2 separate regions of the Homo sapiens genome follow, and region 2 is linked to region 1. The links are chromatin loops, found by intact Hi-C in ENCODE. Cell type or tissue: ascending aorta. All regions are shown on one strand. Links, peaks and the distances in the headings refer to the core of each region. The heading gives the core; the rest is flanking DNA. Region 1 overlaps TEX26-AS1 (TEX26 antisense RNA 1). Region 2 has its middle 36 kb from the start of LINC00545.

What was found. Hi-C counts contacts between places; a loop is a spot of excess contacts. Peaks named below come from ENCODE experiments on the same cell type or tissue, not always from the same donor. Only the 100,000 strongest peaks of a DNase experiment are listed, where the experiment ranks them.
Region 2: a loop joins it to region 1, with 3 times the contacts of the local background. A loop is called at or near these places in 1 of 110 quality-filtered maps.

Annotation. Positions count from the first base shown.
Region 1 is chr13:30,892,629-30,903,946 of GRCh38, forward strand. The region is part of intron 2 of TEX26-AS1 (TEX26 antisense RNA 1); the gene reads right to left. Among named protein-coding and RNA genes, the nearest start is that of MEDAG, 8.0 kb to the right of the region's middle. In ascending aorta, for the core only: a CTCF peak has its summit at 6,189; DNase peaks (open chromatin) are centred at 3,353, 3,932, 6,333, 7,989 and 1 weaker place; H3K4me3 peaks cover 1,676 bases; H3K27ac peaks cover 5,000 bases.
Region 2 is chr13:30,842,043-30,851,917 of GRCh38, forward strand. No RefSeq gene overlaps it. Among named protein-coding and RNA genes, the nearest start is that of LINC00545, 36 kb to the right of the region's middle. RefSeq lists enhancers at 5,851-5,910, 6,021-6,110. In ascending aorta, for the core only: no CTCF peak of the experiment used is centred there; a DNase peak (open chromatin) is centred at 6,009; H3K27ac peaks cover 2,466 bases.

The DNA.
Region 1 (11,318 bases), core at 3,272-8,271:
ATTTTTTTTTTGCTTTTCTTAGAAGAAAAAAAGGGTATATCTTCAAAGTGTTCAATAGCACAGAAAGAAAAAAGAAAATGAAGGGCACATTTTGTAGAATCAAGATTTTTTCCTCAAATTCAATCATAGCCCCATAATGAGCTAATGAGGGTGGGACATTGCTCTCTTGTATCTCTCATTGCTACATTTACTAGCTTTCATCTGAGAAAATGAGGGAAGCTTTAGTTCACATACTTGAATACTGTTCCAAATGTCTCACGTTTCTGATAATGTCCTTCAGGACCCTGAGCAAACTAACTATAAAAAAGATGAATGACTGTGGATTATTCAGTAGGTTCTTGGTATCCTTTCAGAAATGTTAAGAACAGCTCCTTAACTCTTCACTCATAAACTTGGTGTTGTTTCCCCTTGGGTAATTTCTCTCATCTTTGAAGTTGAGTCCCATCAGTTGTCAGTGGCATGATTTATTCACGTCCAGGGCCAATGGAAGAAGCACAAGGGTGGGAGGCTGTTAGCTCTCGCCAGCGCCCCCTCTGGCCACTCCGGCAAAGGCCGCCAAGTGACAGCACACTGAATTCCTGTGCAAGGCTCTGGTGTGGGTGGAGGCGGCTCTGAGCAGAGCCCAGAATGTTGGAACAAGAGTGGGGTGGCCTGGCTTGCTGCTTCTGAACCTATCTCATCCTCACTACTCTGATTAGAGAAAAAAAAAAGGGAGAAGGCTTGCAAGTACTGTGCAATAGAGGTGGTAGTTTTACATAAATCTAAAAAATTTGGCCTGAGGTTTATGGAGAATCAAAACAACTTAAGGAATGCATTTTTTTCATATAAAATACCTGATAATTAACCTCTTCTTACTTTTTAAGTTATTAAACTTGAATCTTGGTGGGTCTTTTTTTTTGGCAGTATTAAGTCAAATCTGTGATATGTATAAAGTATCACTGACATGCTCAGAAAATACCTTTATCCTACACCACCCCCAATGGCTCCCAAGTGTGTGACTTAGTGAGTTCATCAGTTCAAATCAAGGAAACTTATTGCCGAGTATTCTCCCTTCTTGGGAGAACTCAAATGTTTCATTCCTGTGTCTCACTTCTTTCTCATCCTGAAGCTGAATTTAGTCATAATTGTTATACTGCTATAGCATTTGACACTTTTCGAAACATGTTTATTCACAATATTACAAGCAGAGGAGATTTCACTGTTTTTGCTTTTTAGAGGAGAACATTGGTATTCAAAGAAATAGACAAATTTTTGGGGCCGGGTGCGGTGGCTCACGCCTGTAATCCCAGCACTTTGGGAGGCCAAGGCGGGCGGATCACGAGGTCAGGAGATCGAGACCATCGTGGCTAACACGGTGAAACCCCGTCTGTACTAAAAATATAAAAAATTAGCCGGGCGTGGTGGCAGGCGCCTGTAATCCCAGCTACTTGGGAGGCTGAGGCAGGAGAATGACCTGAACCCAGTAGGCGGAGCTTGCAGTGAGCTGAGATCGCACCACTGCACTCCAGCCTGGGCAACAGAGCAAGACTCTGTTTCAAAAAAAAAAAAAAAAAGAAATAGACAAAATTTTGTTTAATCTATCTATTACAGTCTTGGATACTGATAAATTTATAGAATCACTGAGTCTAGAGAAGAAACCACACATATCAGCTTTTTAGTTGCAAGTTAATTTTGAGATAAGTTCAATCTTAAAAAATCAAATTATAAATGCATTGGAAGAAAATTTTTAAAAATATTGTTATGATTTGGGGGAAAATAGAGAAAAACTTTATAACTGGGGATCTCAGGACAAAGTCATAGTGAAAAATATTGCTAGACTCAAGGGCTTAAAACACACACACACACATACACACAGATTCAAAATTTCTGAATGGTAAAAAATATATTCTGATATATTTTGGAATTTATCAAGCAGAAAGGCAAATGATAAAAATTTTAAAAGGTAACATGTTTAATATATAAAGAGTTCTTGCAAACAAATAAGGAAAAGATGTCTCCATATGTTAACAATGGATCTAAATTGCAAATTCACAGCAGAAAAAATAAAAATGGCCAATAAACATAAAAAGTTTTAACCTTCCTGGTAACAAATTAAAAAAATTAAAACAATAAAATTCTCCAACGTGGTGGGGAAAAATAAAATAGAATAATAATACACAGTTTTGGCTAGGACTTTGGGAAATAGGTAACTTCCTGCTATGGTTTTGGGAATTTTAGTTTGGAGATCAGTTTGACATTATGTATCAAAATCCTTGAAAAAGAGCATAATATCTGATCCAGGTTAGGGGTGAATTATCAGCCAGTAATTGGACAAGTTGCCAAAGATACAAGTGCAAAAATGTAAATGGCGGTATTTTTATTTTAATCATGAAAAATGAGAAACAACTTAAATTATTGGTAATATGGGGTCATAGATGTCATAATTAAGCCATAAAAAGAAAGGCTACCAAATACAGTACCATGAATAGTTTGATGTAATTTTATTCAGGAAAAATGCACACATATTAGTAAATACACACATATATAAATATATGTCATAGTGTACATACAAATTATATATATTTCTATGTGTGCATGCATATGTGTGTATATATATGGAGAGAGAGAGACAGTGCCAGTCTTGGTTCTCAGTGCTTTACATATAACAATTCATTTAATCCTCCCTACAACCCCAAGAAGTGAGTGCTGTAATAAACTCCATTTCACAAATGAGGAAACTGAGGCGGAAAGAGGGAAGCACTTGCCTAAAGTCACACAGCTAATGAATGGCAAAGCCAGGATTCGAATCCAGATATTGAGGCCCCTAAGTCTTCCGTCCTAAGCACCAACCCAGCTGCCCTGGGTGACATAGGGAGCTCTATGCCCTCTGCTCTAAACAGATAGACAAAGGCTTGGGGGACGCACAGTAACTGGCATTCAGTGCTTACCTCTGGGTGGTGGGATGATAGAGGGGACTTCTGTTTATTATTTGAAAAAATTAAATCAATACTTTCTGATTTTTCTGCACTTACAAATCACTTAGTGGTGAAGCAAAACAAGTGTTTTTGTTTTGTTTAGTTTTTGAACTACAAAGTTTAGAAAACATGGATTTCTTCCCTTGTCCCGGTAACTTACAGGCCAAAATAGGATTAAGGGAGGGCTGGCCTAGCTTTCCCCACTCCATCTCTCTGCTAAGCCCTTGATTGTGAAGCCTCACAAAGACACAAAATGTGTGTGGGGGGTTTGCTTTTTCGTTTTCATTTTATTTCTTTCTGAACATTCTATGCCTGTCAATTTTTTTTAGTAAAGGAACTATTGCGTTAGGCCCAGCATTCCAAAGACCTGACATGCAGGCCGGGAATTCAGGCCGCTCATGTGAGGGGGCCTCTCCCTCTGGCTGTTGTCAGCCAGGCATTGCCAGGTTTCTTGTTATTTCTGCTCAGTGTTTTTTTTTTTGTTTGTTTGTTTTGTTTTTTCCCAAATCACAGGGGATTTTAATGTGAGGAAAATTCTCTCTCTATTTTTTTTTTTTTTTGTGACTCAAAAAGTTTTGGCTTTTATGATTGTGACAAATACCTAGGGGACTAGAAATAGTACAGTGTTTCCTGGTATTAAATAAATAGAAGTTTTTAAAAGAGAACACAGATTTCTGAAATCTCTGTCAACTTGATCGACTCTGAGGTGGACGTGTTTAGACTCTTCAGGACCTTGGTGGTGGTGACGGTCATAATGATGGTCACAATTTTCTGGGGGCTGGCCCTGTGCTCTGCCTTGTGCAAAGTGCTTTCCGCACATTCTTTTTATTGACCGCTCCTAGCATACATGGGAAGGAGTTAAGGGTATCCCCCCTTTTTGCAGGGCCCAGTGGTTTCCTGGCTGCCATGGAGTCACAGACCTCCGAAGTGGAAGTGCTGGGATCTTAACTCAGGTCTGTCCAAGTTCGAAGTGTGTGCCTGACCATGCAGTTCGGGTCTAAGACCAGAGGTAAATACTGACTTTGTGGAGAGTGAGTGCCCACTTCCTATTCCCTCATCCACCCTGGAAAGCACCGGGACAAAGGGGCTCAATCAACGTTTATGGAATGAATGAATGACTGGGTGAATGAATGCATGAACACAGCCCCCACCAACATGCCAAAGGATGTGAACAACAGAAAAAAGGCCACTGTGTAAAGTTCCTTTTAAAGCTTTAAGACAAGGACTTGAGGGATGAGGAGTCTGGGTTTTGGGTGGCTTTATTCTCTTTTGGTCCGGATTCTTTTAAATGTGGAGGGGGAATACTTTAAGTTCTGGAGACAGAGAAGGGTGCTGAGGGTTGCCTAGAGAAGACAGAATAACTTACTCTAAATTCCAGTTTGGTCTCTAGAGCGGGGAGTGGCAAACCTTCTTTGGAAAAGGGTAAGCAGTAAACATTTTAGGCTTTAAGGACCAGAGAGTCTCTGTTGCAACTGCTTAGCTCTGCTTATGTAGCATGGAAGCAGCCATATGTAAACAAATGGATGTGGCTGTGTTTCAATAAAACTTTATTTAAAGACTTTGAAATGTGAGCTTACTTTGTATTATTTTTGCATGTCACAAAATTATTACTCTTCTTTTGTTTTTTTTCAACTATTTAACAATACTACCCAAAATGAGCTACAGATTCAGTGCAATCTCTATACAAATGAAAAAACATTCTTAATCATGGTCATACAAAAATAGGCAGCAGGCTGGACTTGGCTGGTGGACCATACTTTTCCCACTCCTGTTCTATAGTCCAGAGAGATGTGAAGAGTGAAGCTTTTCATCTTTTCCATCTTGTCAGCTCAGCTGCCTTGGGTAGGAAGGGGTTTATAAAAAGTGCTTCTTCACTGCATCAGCTGTATGGCTGGGCAAGTTACAAGTCACTGGCACTCCGTGTGCCTCTTTTTCCCCTTCTATAAAATGGGAATATAAATAGTTCATAGTTTGGAGGAGTAGATAAAATCATCCATTGAAGGCACTTAGAACAGTGTCTGACATGGGGAAATCTTCACTAAATGTCAGCCATTCTCATTATGGTTGTTGTGGTTGATGCTGTTTGTCAGTGGGGTGGAGAAAGACATGAAATCCAAGGAACAATTTGGCCCTTTGTTCCAGGAGCAGCAATAATTTTGACAATACTACGGGATTCCCTGGGTTCACCCCTTGACTTTCCGAATCTGCCCATTTTAGGGTGTGAATCTTTAGAGTTGGATGGGTCTTCTAGTGAAACCCCCTTTCTAAAGCCAATCTTATCTGTAGACACCGTTACTAAGAGCCATCCCTCGGTTTTTTAGTCTCTTATAAGATAGTCAGGTGCAACCACAAGAGGAGATGCAGGAGAGGCTCAGGGAAAAAAGAAGCCGATTATACTCACAGGTCCTAGGGACAAGGGGCACACACACTGTGTTGGTCCATATGAGAAAGACACCAGGGTGGAGCTCGCAGAAGATAGGATGAGGGGGAGATTTAAGCCATAACCTTTGTTGGGGTTTCTGGGGAAAGGCAAGGCAGGGCAGGGTGAATGGTTTTGGATGGGCTAGATTGAATAATTCTGGCAGGCTTTTGGCTACAAAGAGGGGTCTCTGTTGCTGGCACCTGGTCCTGGGATGATGTAGGCAGAGGAATACTGCCTCCTGGGATGCACTGGCCAGATACAGGAGGTCTGGCACTGCACTGGTTAGTTTGCATATCAAAGACATGCTTCAGTCTGAGTCCTTTCTCTAAGAATTGGCCAGATCCAGGAGGGGCCATCTCTCACCAACCAGAAAGGTTTTTTAAAATGCCAAAACATCACAGCATACAGAAAATTTTAAAGTCTTTGCAACATACCCTCTCAAATGTGATTTCAACTGCATCCAACCCCATTAAAAGTTCTAGATGAGCCCTCAGTTGTGTCCTGTACCTAACCAACACTCCTGTTCTTAGGCTTAGAGACCCTCCATCCTTACTTTCTCCTACATAACTGGCTGTGCTCGTGTCCGCCTCCTAGGTCCTCCATCTCCTCCTCCAACACTTATTGACCACTAGTAGCTGGCTTGACTTGAGGCCCCTGGAGACAGGGAACAGGTCTTAGGCATCTTGGAGTCCCACACTCCTAGCCCATGCCAGCATTCCATCAGTGTTTGTAGAATTGAGTGGTACCCTGGTTCCCACACGTGGTTCACATTAACAGACTCACTCTTCTCCAAAGTCACTTGCGCCTCCTCCAGACGCTCCATGTACCGGATGGTCCCAGCTGCTGCAATGTCCTAACCTACATTTGCCCCAGTGCCCCACAGCACTGAGCACCCTACCAGCAATTAAAGAGGTTTAACCAAAGTGCAAAAGCACATACGTAACCAGGATCAACTGACTGGCCTGGGAAAGCTTCTGTGTGAACTCTGCCACCAGAAGTGAGTGTTTGTTTGGGAAGACAGGAAGCAGTGAACTCAGAGAATAACACAGGCAGAGCCCAATGAGGTAAGCAGAGGGAAGGAAGTAAAATTTTCCATTCTAGTTTAGCCATGACTAAAGTTGTCAGGAATCAATGCAATAACTTCGAATTTGAACGTATTTGCATGAGTGGATCTCTGCAAATCTGGGCTTTTATTTTCCCATATGTTCCTACTTTAGCTTTCACAAGACTTTTTACAGTTACAATTGCAGAAGAAATGATCTGAGACATGTTCAGATATATTTTGTTCATTTATTTAACAAACACTCAATAGTGCTTATTTATGCCAGGCACTGTTCTCAGAACTTTATATATAACCATGACTCAATGCTGCTTTCCATTCATTTATTCATTCATTCAATAAAAATAAATATGATATCTTCTGTGAAACCACATTGTACCAGGAATAAAAAGGCATAAGATGCTGTTTTCTTTTCTCTTGGGCTTAGAGGGTGAGACAGACAAGTAAATCAATAACACAACACTTATAGTACAGGATGTGGTAAGGGGACACACAATATGTATCATTTGTCCTATGGGACAAGGAGGAAGGACACCAAAATTAGCCTTGAGTAGGTGATGTTGAAACTGGGTCTTAAAAGATGAGTGAGGGGCTGTGAAGACAGTAGGAAGCTGTGTGGCAGGAACAGCTTGTCCACAGCATCAAGGGAAAGCCAGCTGCACCCTCAGGGAGCTGCAAGCCATCTTCCACAGCCTTAAGCAAAGGCTGTGTATCTGAGCATGAGGAAGGGGCTTAGACAGCTTGGGCAGCCATCACAAAGTGCCACCAACTTTGTGTCTTAGTCTGTTTATGCTGTGATAACAGAATACCACCAACTGGGTAACTTATAAAGAACAGAAATGTATTTGCCTCACAGTTCCAGAGGCTGAGAAGTCCAAGATCAAGGTGCCAGCATCTGGGAGAGGCTTCTTGCTGTGTCCTCCTGTGGCAAAAGGTGAAAGGATCAGAGAGAACCAGACTCACTTTTATAACCCACTGTCCATAACAAACCGGCTCCTGAGATAATGACATTAATCCCTGCATGAGGCAGTGCCCTCAGGACCTAATCACCTCTTATTAGACCTCACTTCCCAACACTGTTGCCTTGGGGATTAAGTCTCCAATCCACGGACTTTGCTTTGAATTGGTTTGACACATTCAAACCAGAGCAAGATGCAAGTTCAGTTTCCGATGAGGGCTCTCTCCCTGGTTTGTAGATGGCTGCCACCTGCTGTATCCTCATGTGGTCTTTCCTCTGTATGCCCACAAACTCTGGAGCTGTTCTCTTCTTATATGGGTGCCAGTCCTATGGGATTGAAGTCCCACCCTTATGACCTCATTTGACCTGAGTGAATTTTCTAAACTATCTCCAAATACAGTCACATCCTATGGTGCTGGGTGTTAGGACTTCAGTATATGAATTGCTAGGGGGACGTGGGTAGGAGGGATTGGGAGAGAGGAGACTGGTATGAAGGCTACTGAGATAGTACTGAGAAAAAGTGGCAGAAAGCTAAGCAAAATCAATGGCAGTGGGGGTGGGAAGGAACCAAGAGATTCCTGAGATTTGTAGAAGGCAGAGTCAGTGGGTGGAGGCACCCAGTTGGCTAGGAGGACTGGGGTGGAGGAACAGCAGAAGAGCGTAGGGGTGGAGGGAGGAAGTGAGAGGGTGCAGTCTAGGATGCCCTCACAGCGCTGGATGGAGGGATAGTGATGCCTCCCTGGGATGAGAAACACAGGAGAAACAGCACATTGGGCAGGAGGAAGACGATGAGTTGCAGGTGCCAGGGGGAAATCATGTGGAGAGGTTAGCAGGAAGTTGTGTAGATTGGTCAGAGAGCCTGACAAGAAATCTGGCCTGGAGCTAGAGATTCAGACATCATCAGCTTGTAAGTGGTCATCAGAGCCAAAGATTTGGACAAAGTCATCCAGGAAAGGTGGACAAGGACAGAACTCTGCAGTTCAGGAAAATGAGTGGCCTGAAATGAGGGAGAAAGAGTGGGAGAAGACAGGGAGCTGACACTATTACTCGAGAACCGGGCACTGAGCTAGATGCTGTGAGTGGGCGGTCAACTCATTGTACTCTTACAGAAGTCCCCTGATGTAGGCATCAAACAAACACTTACATTGCACTTACTATGTGTCAGACAATTCTTTGCCATAACACATCAAATCCTTACAAACCTCACACTTCACATATGAGGAAACTGAAACACATAGGAGTAATGTGTTCAAGACTGCAGGCTAGATTCAAGATTCCAACCCAGGTGACAAGGTACCAAAGTCTGAGCTCTTAACGGTGTTGCTATCCTGCCTCTCCCTCTATTACCCTAATTTTAAAAATGAGAAAATGAACGACAGGAGAGTTTAGGAAACTTGCTCAAGATGACATGGTTAGCAAATGTTAGAGTTAGATTTTTCAACTCTAAACCCTTTGCACCTTTCACTACATTGTGCAAGTTCTTCACAAGCTAAGGGAAGAGAGAACTGCAGGGACAAGTGTAGTCTAGTGAGATCAAAACAGAAAGTGTTTATGAGGTTTAGTAACAAGGAGGTCATTGGAGACTTGGTCAGTTTCAGGAGGTGTGATGGGCAGAAGTCAAGGTATAAAGTCTTGAGGAGTAAATGTCAGGCAAGGAATTTAGAGAATTTTTTCAGGGAGTTTGACCATAGAGTGAAGAAGAGAGATGGAAATGTACTAAAAGGGAAAGTGAGATGTTAAAATGTTTAAAAAGTTATTTTTTTTAAGACAAAAGAAACCTGTAGATGTTTGTATGCTGACAGAAAAATCCAAAAATGGTGGCAGTGGTGGTGCCTAATTGATTTTTAATCTTTTGTGAATTTGGTAAGGTTGAATCAAATTTCTGAATATGAACTTTGGACCCCCAAAGCTGAGAAACTGAGCCTGTGAGCTGCTGATGTCCCCATAGCACAGTTACCTTAATGGGGACACATAAGGATGGCAAAATCTTTATCTTGTCTTTTACCTGTGAGCATAGCCACAGACTCACCAATGGGTGATTGCCTTGCTATAAAGTCTCTAAATTTGAGTGGTAACATTATAGCTAAACTGTTAATCTCACTTGTAGCGTAAATAGCTGTGAGGTACCCTACCCCAACTGCAAAGATTTAAAACCATGAAAAATCACTGCTGGTGAGAAGACAAATTGGTGCCAGCCTTTAGGAGAATAATGACACACGTTTCCAGAGCAATGCACATTCTCATATCATTTGTCCCAGTAATTCCATCTCTGAGAGCTTGGATACAGAAAAACGAAATCAAAGTATGAAGATGTTTATTGCAGCATTGTTTATAAGGAAAAACAAGAAACAATCTGAGTGTTCAAGAGTAAAGAAATGTCTAGACAAACAATAGAATATACACTTGATGGAAAATAGCATAGTGATTTAAAATACTATTCACAAAGAAAATGAAATTTTCACAACATAATATACATATAATGTTAAATGCACAAAGCCGAATAAAAATTCTACGATAGGAACACAACTATGTAAGCAAACCAAAAAAAGACTGAAAAGGTCGTCACCAGGAGTGATTGTTTGCCTGGCTGGTACTTGGGTAATGAAAAAGACATTAAACATGAAAAGATCTCTCTAGCTCTCTACTTATTAGCAATGGCTTACATTACATTGAATACTATTTTTTTTCTGTTCACTTTTTCATATCTTTCTCTGGCATTTTGGTAATGCATAAATTACCCATAAAGAAATGCAGGTGTTTTGCTGAAAACGCATCAAATGAAACCTCTAGACAACATACCAAGAAAGCATCTTTAAAATATTTTTATTATGCTCAACATCATTTTTCTGTATAAAACAATACACATTTATTTGGAAAATACAGGAAAAGTGTAAAATCACACAACTGTGGTGAGGTAAAGAAAAATTTCGTTTAATTCTTCTACTCAGATCTAAGTGTTGATATCTTACTATGAAGGAAACGGATTTTTTTTTTTGAGATGGAGTTTGACTCTTGTCACCCAGGCTGGAGTGCAATGGCACGATCTTGGCTCATTGCAACCTCTGCCTCCCAGGTTCAAGCGATTCTCCTGCCTCAGCCTCCCAAGTAGCTAGGATTACAGGCATTCAACACCATACCCAGCTAATTTTTGTATTTTTAGTAGAGATGGGATTTCACCATGTTGGCCAGGCTGGTCTGGAACTCCTGACCTCAGGCGATCCACATGCCTTGGCCTCCCAGAATACTGGAATTATAGGTGTGAGCCACCGTGCCTGCCCAGGAAACGGTTTTTTGATAGGAGGGACTGGTATGTTTATCTTAAACAAATGCATATAATTCTGATATAAAACCCCGATGTAACATTTTACCCTTCAAGAAAGCCAAATCATTCATAGACAGTGTGGTGTAGGTTTAAGGGCAATCAAGAGTTGTTGAGCTTGATCTATGTGAAGCTCATAGGGTGAGTTGTTGAGTTCGATCTATGTGGAATGGGGAGAGTAGGGGCTGGTGAGGGCTCTGTAGTGGACCTGCCCTCCTTGACTTACTAATTGAAAGCAACTTCTGCAGCTGTTATTGTTGTTGAGGTTGTATTCCACCAGCAGGTTGGAGACACAGGCAAAATATAACTAGATTTCAGCCACATGTTTGGACATGGTGCCAGAAGACTAGTTCATGCTGATTCCTGCATTTCTCCCTGTTATTTGAGGACAGGGGCCATCCTCTATTCAACTCTGTATCTCCAGCAAAGCACTGAACATAGCAGATGCTCAATTAACATATGTTGAAGTAAACTAAAGGCCTGGGTTCAAATTCCTACCCTATCATGTATTAGCTAGATGCCCCCATCCACTTCTTTGGCTTCAACCCCGTCTTTGATCTAGAGACTTTCAAATCTCAATCATTGACCTTGTCTTTCCAAAACGC
Region 2 (9,875 bases), core at 3,079-8,078, 51 kb before region 1:
CTGTGGAAGCCGTCGAGGCTAGAAATGATACTGGCTTGGGCCTAGAGCAGTAGAGATGGAGAAAAAAGTATAATTGAGACATATATTGGTGGTAGAGTTGATAGGGTTGAGTGATAAATTGGAATGGAGGAATAAGAAAGGTCAAGAATGACAGATAATTTTCTGGATCAAGCAACTTAATGGATGGTGATGCTGTGTATGGAGGCAGGGATGCGAGAGGAGGAATAGAGAGAGAGAGACTGTGTGCGTGTATGTGGTGTGTGTGTGTGTATGTGGTGTGTGTATGTGGTGTGTGTGTGTATGTGGTGTGTGTATGTATGTGGTGTGTGTGTATGTGGTGTGCGTGTATGTGGTGTGCATGTATGTGGTGTGTGTGTATGTGGTGTGCGTGTGGTGTGTGTATGTACGTGGTGTGTGTGTATGTGGTGAGTGTATATATGGTGTATGTGGTGTGTGTGTATGTGGTGTGTATGTGGTATGTGTGTATGTGGTGTGTATGTGGTGTGTGTGTGTATGTGGTGTGTGTGTGTATGTGGAGTGTGTGTATGTGGTGTGCGTGTATGTGGTGTTTGTGTATGTGGTGAGTGTATATATGGTGTATGTGGTGTGTGTGTATGTGATGTGTATGTGGTTTGTGTATATGTGGTGTGTATGTGGTGTGTGTGTATGTGGTGTGTGTGTCTGTGTTGTGTATGTGGTGTGTGTGTACCTGTTGTGTATGTGGTATGCATGTATGTGGTGTGTGTGTGTGTGTTGTGTATGTGGTGTATGTGTCTGTGGTGTGTATGTGGTGTGTGTGTAAGTGGTGTGTGTGTCTGGGGTGTGTGTGTATGTGGTGTGTGTGGTGTGTTCGTGTATGTGGTGTGTCTGTGTATGTGGTGTATGTTGTGTGTATGTGATGTGTATGTGGTGTGTGTGTGTATGTATGTGGTGTGTGTGTATGTGGTGTGTGTGTGTATGTGATGTGTGTGTATATGTGGTGTGTATGTGTTGTGTATGTGGTGTGTGTGTGGTGTATGTTGTGTGTATGTGGTGTGTATGTAGTGTGTATGTGGTGTGTGTGTGTGTCTGGTGTGTGTGTCTGTGGTGTGTGTATGTGGTATGTGTGTATGTGGTGTGTGTGTCTGTGGTGTGTGTGTTTCTGGTGTGCATGTGGTGTGTATGGTGTGTGTGTCTGTGGTGTGTCTGTGGTGTGTGTGTATGTGGTGTGTGTTTGCATGTGGTGTGTGTGTGTCTGTGGTGCATGTGTATGTGGTGTGCGTCTATGTGGTGTGCATGTATGTGGTGTGTACGTGGTGTGTGTGTATGTGTTTTGTATGTGTTGTGTGTGTACGTGGTGTGCGTATGTGGTGTGTGTATGTAGTGTGTGTGTATGTGGTGTGTATGTATGTGTTGTGTGCATGTGGTGTGCGTGTATGTGGTGTGTGTGTGTGGTGTGTGTATATGTGGTGTGTGTGTCTGTGGTGTGCATGTGGTGTGTCTGTGGTGTGTGTGTCTGTGGTGTGTGTGTATGTGGTGTGTATGTGGTGTGTGTTTGTATGTGGTGTATGTGGTGTGTGTGTATGTGGTGTGTGTATGTTGTGTGTGTGTGGTGTGTGTGTATGTGGTGTGTGTGTATGTGGTGTGCGTGTATGTGGTGTGTATGTGGTGTGTGTTTGTATGTGGTGTGTATGTGGTGTGTGTCAGGGGTGTGTGTATGTCGTGTGTGTGTATGTGGTGCGTGGCTCTGTGGTGTGTGTGCATATGGTGTGTGTCTATGTGGTGTGCTTATATGTGGTGTGTATGTTGTGTGCGTGTGTGTTGTGTATGTGGAGTGTGTGTGTGTCTGTGGTGTAGTGTCTGTGGTGTGTGTATGTGGTGTGTGTGTCTGTGGTATGTATGTGGTGTGTGTAGGTGTGTATGTGGTGTGTGTGTCTGTGGTGTGTGTGTATGTGGTGTGTGTGTGTGTCTGTGGTGTGTTTTTGTGGTGTGTATGTGGTGTGTCTGTGGTGTGTGTGTCTGTGATGTGTGTGTCTGTGGTGTGTGTCTGTGGTGTGTGTGTGGGTGTGTGGGTGTGGGTGTGGTGTGGGTGTGTGGGTGTGGGTGTGGTGTGGGTGTGGGTGTGGTGTGTGGGTGTGGGTGTGGGTGTGTGGGTGTGGGTGTGGGTGTGGGTGTGGTGTGGGTGTGGTGTGTGTGGGTGTGGTGTGTGGGTGTGGTGTGGGTGTGGGTGTGGTGTGTGGGTGTGGGTGTGGTGTGTGGGTGTGGTGTGTGTGGGTGTGGTGTGTGTGTGGGTGTGTGTGGGTGTGGTGTGGGTGTGGGTGTGGTGTGTGTCTGTGGTGTGTACATGGTGTGTGTGTGTGCGTGTGGTGTGTGTATGTGGTGTGTGTGTGTCTGGTGTGTGTGTGGTTTGTGTATGTGATGTGTGTGTGTCTGTGGTGTGTGTGTATGTGGTGTGCGTGTATGTGGTGTGTATGTGCTGCGTGTGTTTGTGGTGTGTATGTGGTGTGTTTGTATGTTGTGTGTGTGTGTGGTGTGCGTGTCTGTGGTGTGTATGTGGTGTGTGTATGTGGTGTGCGTGTATGTGGTGTGTATGTGGTGTGTGTGTGTATGTGGGGTATGTGTATGTGATGTGTATGTTGTGTGTGTGTATGTGGTGTGTGTGTATGTGGTGCGTGTATGTGGTGTGTGTGTATGTGGTGTGCATGTATGTAGTGTGTATGTGGTGTGTGTATATGGTGTGTGTGTATGTGGTGTGTATCTGGTGTGTGTGTATCTGGTGTGTGTGTATGTGGTGTGTTCATGTGGTGTGTGTGTGCATGTGGTGTGTGTGCGCATGTGGTGTGTGTGTGCATGTGGTGTGTGTGCGCATGTGGTGTGTATGTGGTGTGTGTGTGTGTCTGTGGTGTGTGTGCATGTGGTGTGTATGTGGTGTGTGTATGTATGTGGTGTGTGTGTATGTGGTGTGTGTGTGTGTGCATGTGGTGTGTGTGTATGTGTGTTGAGGGTGAGAGGTCTAGGGTTCAGTTTTGTACAGTGCAGCGAGAGATCCCTGTGAAGCACCCCAGTGGGAATGTCAGGGGGGCAGCTGAGTGAGATGCCTGACTCTCAGGGGTATTAACATTAGATGAACAAATGCTTCACTGTTGCACTTACAGAGAAGGAGACTCTAATGGGACACCCTGGGCTGTCTTCCCACTCACCCACAGTCCTTTCTCCAAGTACAAATGGTACTGCTTATTTTAAAATATAGCATATTAACAGGAAATTGGAGCCACAATAAAGCCAACAGATCAGAAGATGATTGCCATTGAGAAGATAGTTGTGGCTGCACACAGTGGCTTACGCCTATAATTCCAGCACTTTGGGAGGCCGAGGCAGGAGGATTGCTGAGGCCAGGAGTTTGAGACCAGCCTGGGCAACATAGGGAGACACTGTCTGTACAAAAAATTTAAAATGAAAAAAAGTAGCCAGGCACGATGGTGTGCGCCTGTAGTTCCAGCTACTCAGGAGGCTTGAGGCGGGAGGATCACTGTTACCCAGGAGTTCAAGAATGCAGTGAGCTATGGTTGTGACACTGCACTCCAGCCTGGGCAACAGGGCAAGATCCTGCCTCTAAACAAATTAAAAAAGAAGAAGAAGAAGAAGAGATAGTTTGTTACTCACAGTTCCTAAGAGAAGAAGGCACACCCTGCATGGGGTGCCACGTGGGGAAGCACTGGGTTGGGGGCAGAGGAAGAGGGAGGCAGGGTGGACAGGGCTGGGATTGGCTAGTTTGAACCCTTTCAGTGGGCTCTGGGGCGTAGGGACTGTCCCTAGCCGTCTGATCCCTGGCCCTAGGGTCATTAGGGGAGGTGGATAGTGGCTCAGAGCAGGAAAGCCAAATAGAGGAAGTGGTTTGGGTATGAACTCTGGATTGGTTTGTTTACATTTTAAAAGCATCCTCCTGCGTGAGTTGTTTACTATCTTCAGGAGTTGGCGGAACTGAATTTGACCAGCATGACTCTAGAGGTCAAAGCATCAGAAAATAAAGGATATAATGTCCTGCCACACTGTGTAACAGAGGCCCACACTGTGCGCCTAAGCCCCCAACAATGTTGAGAGGTTTAATGACTTTTTTTGTTTGTTTTGGAGACAGGGTCTCACTCTGTTGCCCAGGGTGGAGTGCAGTGGTGTGATCATAGCTCACTGCAACCTCAAACTCCTGGGCTCCAACGATTCCTCTGCCTCAGCCTCCTGAGTAGCTGGGAATACAGGCATGCGCCACTACGCCCAGCAAATTTTATTTTTTGTAAAGACGGGGTCTCATTTTGTTGCCTCAGCTAGTCTCAACTCCTGGCCTCAAGTGACCCTCCTGCCTCAGCCTCCCAAAGTGCTGTGATTATAGGCATGAGCTACTATGCCCGGCCTTAATGACATTTTTAAAAGCATTTGTAAATGATGTTGAAAGTTATTCCAACACACTTACCACATAACACATTTGTTAGTCATCTGCTCTTAGTGATACATGTAACAATAGGATGTATCCATTCTTTCCCACCTCCTGACACCACTACCAAATACCTTTCTTGGCCTCAATGACTCTAAATGAACTTAGTTTAGACCAAACATGGGAGAAGGAAGAAAAAGCTGAAGGTTTATAGTTTATATTTAATTCTAATTTCCCCTTCTGAGAAACATTGTATTTTCATTAGAGGCATGGGTTGCCTGGGACATATGGTTATCAGGCCGGATTTTTAGTTGTCTACAAAGTAACACAGACATTACCAAAAAAAGTTCTCATGCAGTTGAATGACTAGGGAAAGGACCACCTGGATGGATGAAGATGTTGGTCTCAGCTGTGCACTCTTGCTGCCAGATTGCAGGGCTTACCTATCTCCTGATACTGAGCAGTTTCCAAACTAGTCACACAGATACCTAAGTAGGTCAGGTGCTCACAGCATGACTACTAAGTAGCTGCTCACTCTGCAGGAGGACGGGGAAGGGCTGGTCTGCTGCTTGCCGCAATGTTTGCTGCGCACTCAAAAAGTGCTGGGCCCTTGACCCTGGATTCCTCTGCTGAGGTGCATCCCACTGAGTGTGTAGCCCTCATCTGGGCCTGTTGCGCCATGGGACTCGGGGCAGGACGCCTGCTGCAAAGATGCTAGCACTCTCTGAAGTAAGTGAGTGTGCTGTGAATAATAACATCTTTCGTCTCTGATCCAGGAGTGTCATGTCTTCTGTCAGAATCCATGACACTTGTTAGCTCACAGCTGGGGTAAAACCTTAAACCTTCCACAGGTCTTGACATAAGAATCCAGCTATTGCATTAAAATATAACTAGTATATATTATAAAGCAGCTGCCAGTCCATGGAACAGGGAGAACTTGTGCTTAGGTGAGAGAGACACCTGGCCATGAACACTAACGGCCGTTTTAAAAGGAGACAAGCTTCTACTTCATTTGGATCTTAGGCAGTGGGGCATTCACATAAGATGATTGCTGGTTCGAAGGAAAGAACCAAAAAAAAAAAAAAAGAGAAACTTTTAGCTTTTGTTATGATTATGTTCCCAGCAAATTGATGATTTGTTTGAAGAATGAAAACTCCTAGAAGGGGTCACTGGAAAGGAAAAACTTAAAATGATGATGATCTGTAGGGTGATTTTCCTGAGAGAAAAGCATACTTTGCACTAATGGCTATCTTCCCAGTGAATTCATTTTGAAGCCAAAGTGGATAATTCCCAGCAGCCAGCCTCCACCCCAGGGGATCTATCCCCCATTCATCCAGACAGCAATGTTGATGGGTGGACAGTGGGGCAGCCCAGAGCCGAGTCCTTCCCTCACCCTTCCTGCCTGAAGTCGCCATCCCTCCATCAGCAGAGAGTGTAGTCAACTTGTTAACCACAGAGCAGGACACGTACGACTCCTTATTTCCTTATGTCTCTTTTAAGCACAGCTCCATTGCACCCATGTTCAATTTTAGCCTCAGCGTCTGCCCTTAGCCACAAGTTCCCGGCATCTCTGTGGGAATTCATGATTGTGAGAGGAAGACAAGCCCCGTGTGAAGGGATGATTCACCCTCTCCCTTGAGAGTTTCAGTCTCAAAGCTGCCAGCAAATGGGTCTTGATGGAGACAAGTAGGAGACTGAGTATTTGGGTAGATGTCGTCATTTTAAATCTCTGCTGGGAGGAAAAAAAAAACAACGAAAAAAATCAAAACAAAAGCCCTGTCAAACCGCATTATAGCCCTTCTCTACGTAATAACTAGGAGGTCAGAGTTGCAAAATGCATAGAGAAGAAGTATTCCTGTTCTACGAGGACTTTTAGGACAGGAAGAAAAAGCCATACAAAATGAGAAAGGCCTTGTTAAGGCTGGAAATGCTAACGTTTCACTGGTAGGTATCTGCTCTCGATGCAGTCTTCTCCATGGGTTCTGTGGTCCTTCTCCTCACCTTCCCACTGGCTGCATCCCCATCCTTCGTTTCCTCCTTGCTCTTTTGCTCAGGGTTGCCTTCTCTGCTTCTTAGTCACTTGTCCCATTTCTGTGGCTTCATTTCTGTCATTTTGTCCTTTCTCTTTTGATATATCAGACCATGATCTGGTTTGAGTTCTTTGTGCACACATGTATGTGTGTTAGATATTAAAAGAAAGAAAGAAAAAAATATATATATAATGCAGTGGGCAAAAAGCCCTAGGGCAGTTTGGAAACAGACAACAGCCTCAGCCTACTGCTTCGCATTCAGTATCTTGCCTCATCCTGCAAAAATCCTATGGAGCATTAATAGACCCAGTTTACAAATGAGGAACTGAGGCTCCCAGAGGTTGAGTAGCTTACCTGGGGTCACACAGGTGGTATACTGTGGAGCCATGGTCAGCTCTACTGCTCACTCTTCATTTCAGAGTGTGTCTAGCTAAGGGTGCTGGAAGGGAAGTGAGCCTCGAGCAGTGGGGTAGCTTGGATTTTGGAAGCAGCACACCTGGGTTCATAAATTGGCTTCTTCATGGACTAGCTCTGTGACTTAGCCTTTCTGGGATTAATAATAGTGATTCTCAGAGGGTCATTGTAAGGATTAAATGAGGCGATGGAGGAAAAGGTAGTGTGTCTGGCACATAGTAAATGCTTAATTAATGTAGCTAGGCCTGAAACCTAGGAGTCATCCTCAAATCTTCCCTTTTTCTCACATCCCACATCCAGTCCATCAGCAAGTCCTGTCAGCTCTACCTTCCATGTATCCAAACCTGGTCACTTCTCACCACCACCTCTTAACCTCAGTCCTCATCGCCTCTTACCAGGGAACTGAAACTTCCAACTGGCTCTGGGTTTCCACTCTTGTCCCCTTTGGCCAGGGCGATCCTGTTAAAATATAAGTCAGATTACACTCTTCCAATGTTTGGAACCCTCTGAAGATATCCAATATTATTGCACAAAGTTAATAGCTGAGGCCCAACAATGGGATGCTCAAGCCCGACAGCAGCACTTTACAAACTGTAATGTGCACATGAGCTACTGAAGATGTTGTGAAAGTGCAGCTCTGACTCAGTGGGTCTGGGGTAGAACCCAAGATTCTGCATTTCTATCAAGCACTCAGCTGCTGCTGCTGGTCCAAGACCCTAGTATTGAATAGCCAGATGCCACATTATCTGCACTCCACCTCCACCTTATCTCCTCTGTTATCCCCTTGCTAAACCTGCCCACCTTCATTGGCCTCCTTGTTGTGCCTCAACGCACCAAGTAGGTTCTACCTGAGGGCCTTTGAACGTCCTGTTTCTCTCTGTCTGGGAAATTCTATCTCCAGACACGTGATTAGCTCACTCCCTCACTTCCTTTAGGTATTGACTCCAATGTCACCCTCTCGGCAAAAGGTTGCCTGACATCTGTTCTTAAAATTGCATAACCCACCCCCAGCAACACTATTGGTTTCCATTCTCTTTGCTTTTGTTCATAGACTACAACTTTCTAACATCATACATATCATACTTATTTTGGTTTTTGTCAATCTTTCCCAGCTAGAAAGTAAGCCTTTTTTCAAAAGGTGAATTTATTTTTATATATTTGTCTTTAATTTTTTTAAGTGTTAGATTCAGGGGGTACCTGTACAGGTTTCTTACACGGGTGTATTGCATGATGCTGAGGTTTGGGCTTCTAATGATCCTGTCACCCAAGTAGTGAACATAGTACCCGATAGGTAGCTTTTCAACCCTTGACCCACTCTTTCCCACCTTTTGGGATCCCCCATGTTTATTGTTCCCATCTTTGTGTCCTGTGTACTCAATGTTTAGCTCCCACTTATAAGTGAAAACATGTGGTATTTGGTTTCCTGTTTCTGCACTAATTTGCTTAGGATAATGGTCTCCAGCTGCATCCATGCCATGTCGCTGCAAAGGACATGGTTTCATCCTTTTTTATGGCTGTGTAGTATTCCATGGTGTATATGTACCACATTTTCTTTATCCAGTCTACCAGTGATGGGCACCTGAGTTGATTCCATGTTTTTGCTATTGTGAACAGTAGTAGGATGAACATATGAGTGCAAATGTCTTTTTGGGAGAAGGATGTATTTTCTTTTGGGTATATACCCAGTCATGGGATTGCCAGGTTGAATGATAGTTCTATTTTTAATTCTTTGAGGAATGTCCAAACTGCTTTCCACAGGGGCTGAAATAAGTTACATTCCCACCAACAGTGTATGAGTTATTCCCTTAACAACCTCACCAACATCTGTTATTTTTTTACTTTTTAGCAATAGCCATTCTGACTGGTGCGAGGTGGTATCTCATTGTGGTTTTGTGTCTAATCATCTCTCTGATGATTAGTGATGTTGAGCATTTTTTCATGTGTTTGTTGGTTGCATGTATGTCTTCTTTTGAGAATTGTCTTTTCATGTACTTTGCCCACTTTATAACCAAGTTAGCTTATTGGTTTGTTTAAGTTTCTTATAGTTTCTGGGTACTAATCCTTTGCTGGATGCATAGTTTAGAAATATTTTCTCCCATTCTGCAGTTTGTCTGTTTGCTCTGTCAATAGTTTCTTTTGCTGTGCAGAGGCTCTCAGAAAGCAAGCTTGATGAGGTCACACAGCCTTGTCTCTTTGTTCAGTGCTGTAGATCCTCAGCTACAAGAAGAGTGCCTGGTATATAAAAGACATTCAATAAATACATGTCAATCAAATTATTATTATTATTATTTTATTCCTGCTGTCCAGATAGCACTGGACCAAGTCCCCTCAAAACAAAACAAAAATGAAAAATGAAAACCAAAAAAACAACAAAAAACCCTGTCTTGTTCCATTCAGGCTACTATAACAAAATATCTTGGGCTGGGTAACTTACAAATAGCAGAAATTGTTGTCCACAGTTCTGGAGGCCGAGAAGTCCAAGATCAAGGCACTGGAAGATTCATGTATAATGAGGAGGGTTCCTCGTGGTTGGTGCCTCTATGTGTCCTCACAGGGTGGGAGAAAAGGAGCAAATAGGCTCTCTCAAGCTATGAATAAGGGCATTCATCCCATGCATGAGGATGGAGCCCTCATGATCTAATCACCTCCCAAAGACCTCACGTCTTAATACTATCACATTGGGGATTAAGTTTCAACATGAATTTGGGGGGAAAAACATGCATTCAGATCATAGGATGCCCTCCCCCTTCCCCCCAAAAAAACAATTGGCAGGTCCTCTGCCATCCCACAGGCATTCAGTGATTTCTCTGTAAATTGAGTTTCTGTACTTTCATTTAAAAGCAAAAGCTTGCTTCTGTCTGATATAGTTCTACGGTGTGTGCTGGGTCAGTTGTTGAGAGTTGAGGCAGAATGTAAAATCCTGAGCAGAGACTGTGTGGGGAGACAAATTACAAGGTGCAGCTGGATGGCCAGGCTCAACTGCCTCAGTCTTGCATACAGAGCATGTTTTAACGTCGTCTCCAGTT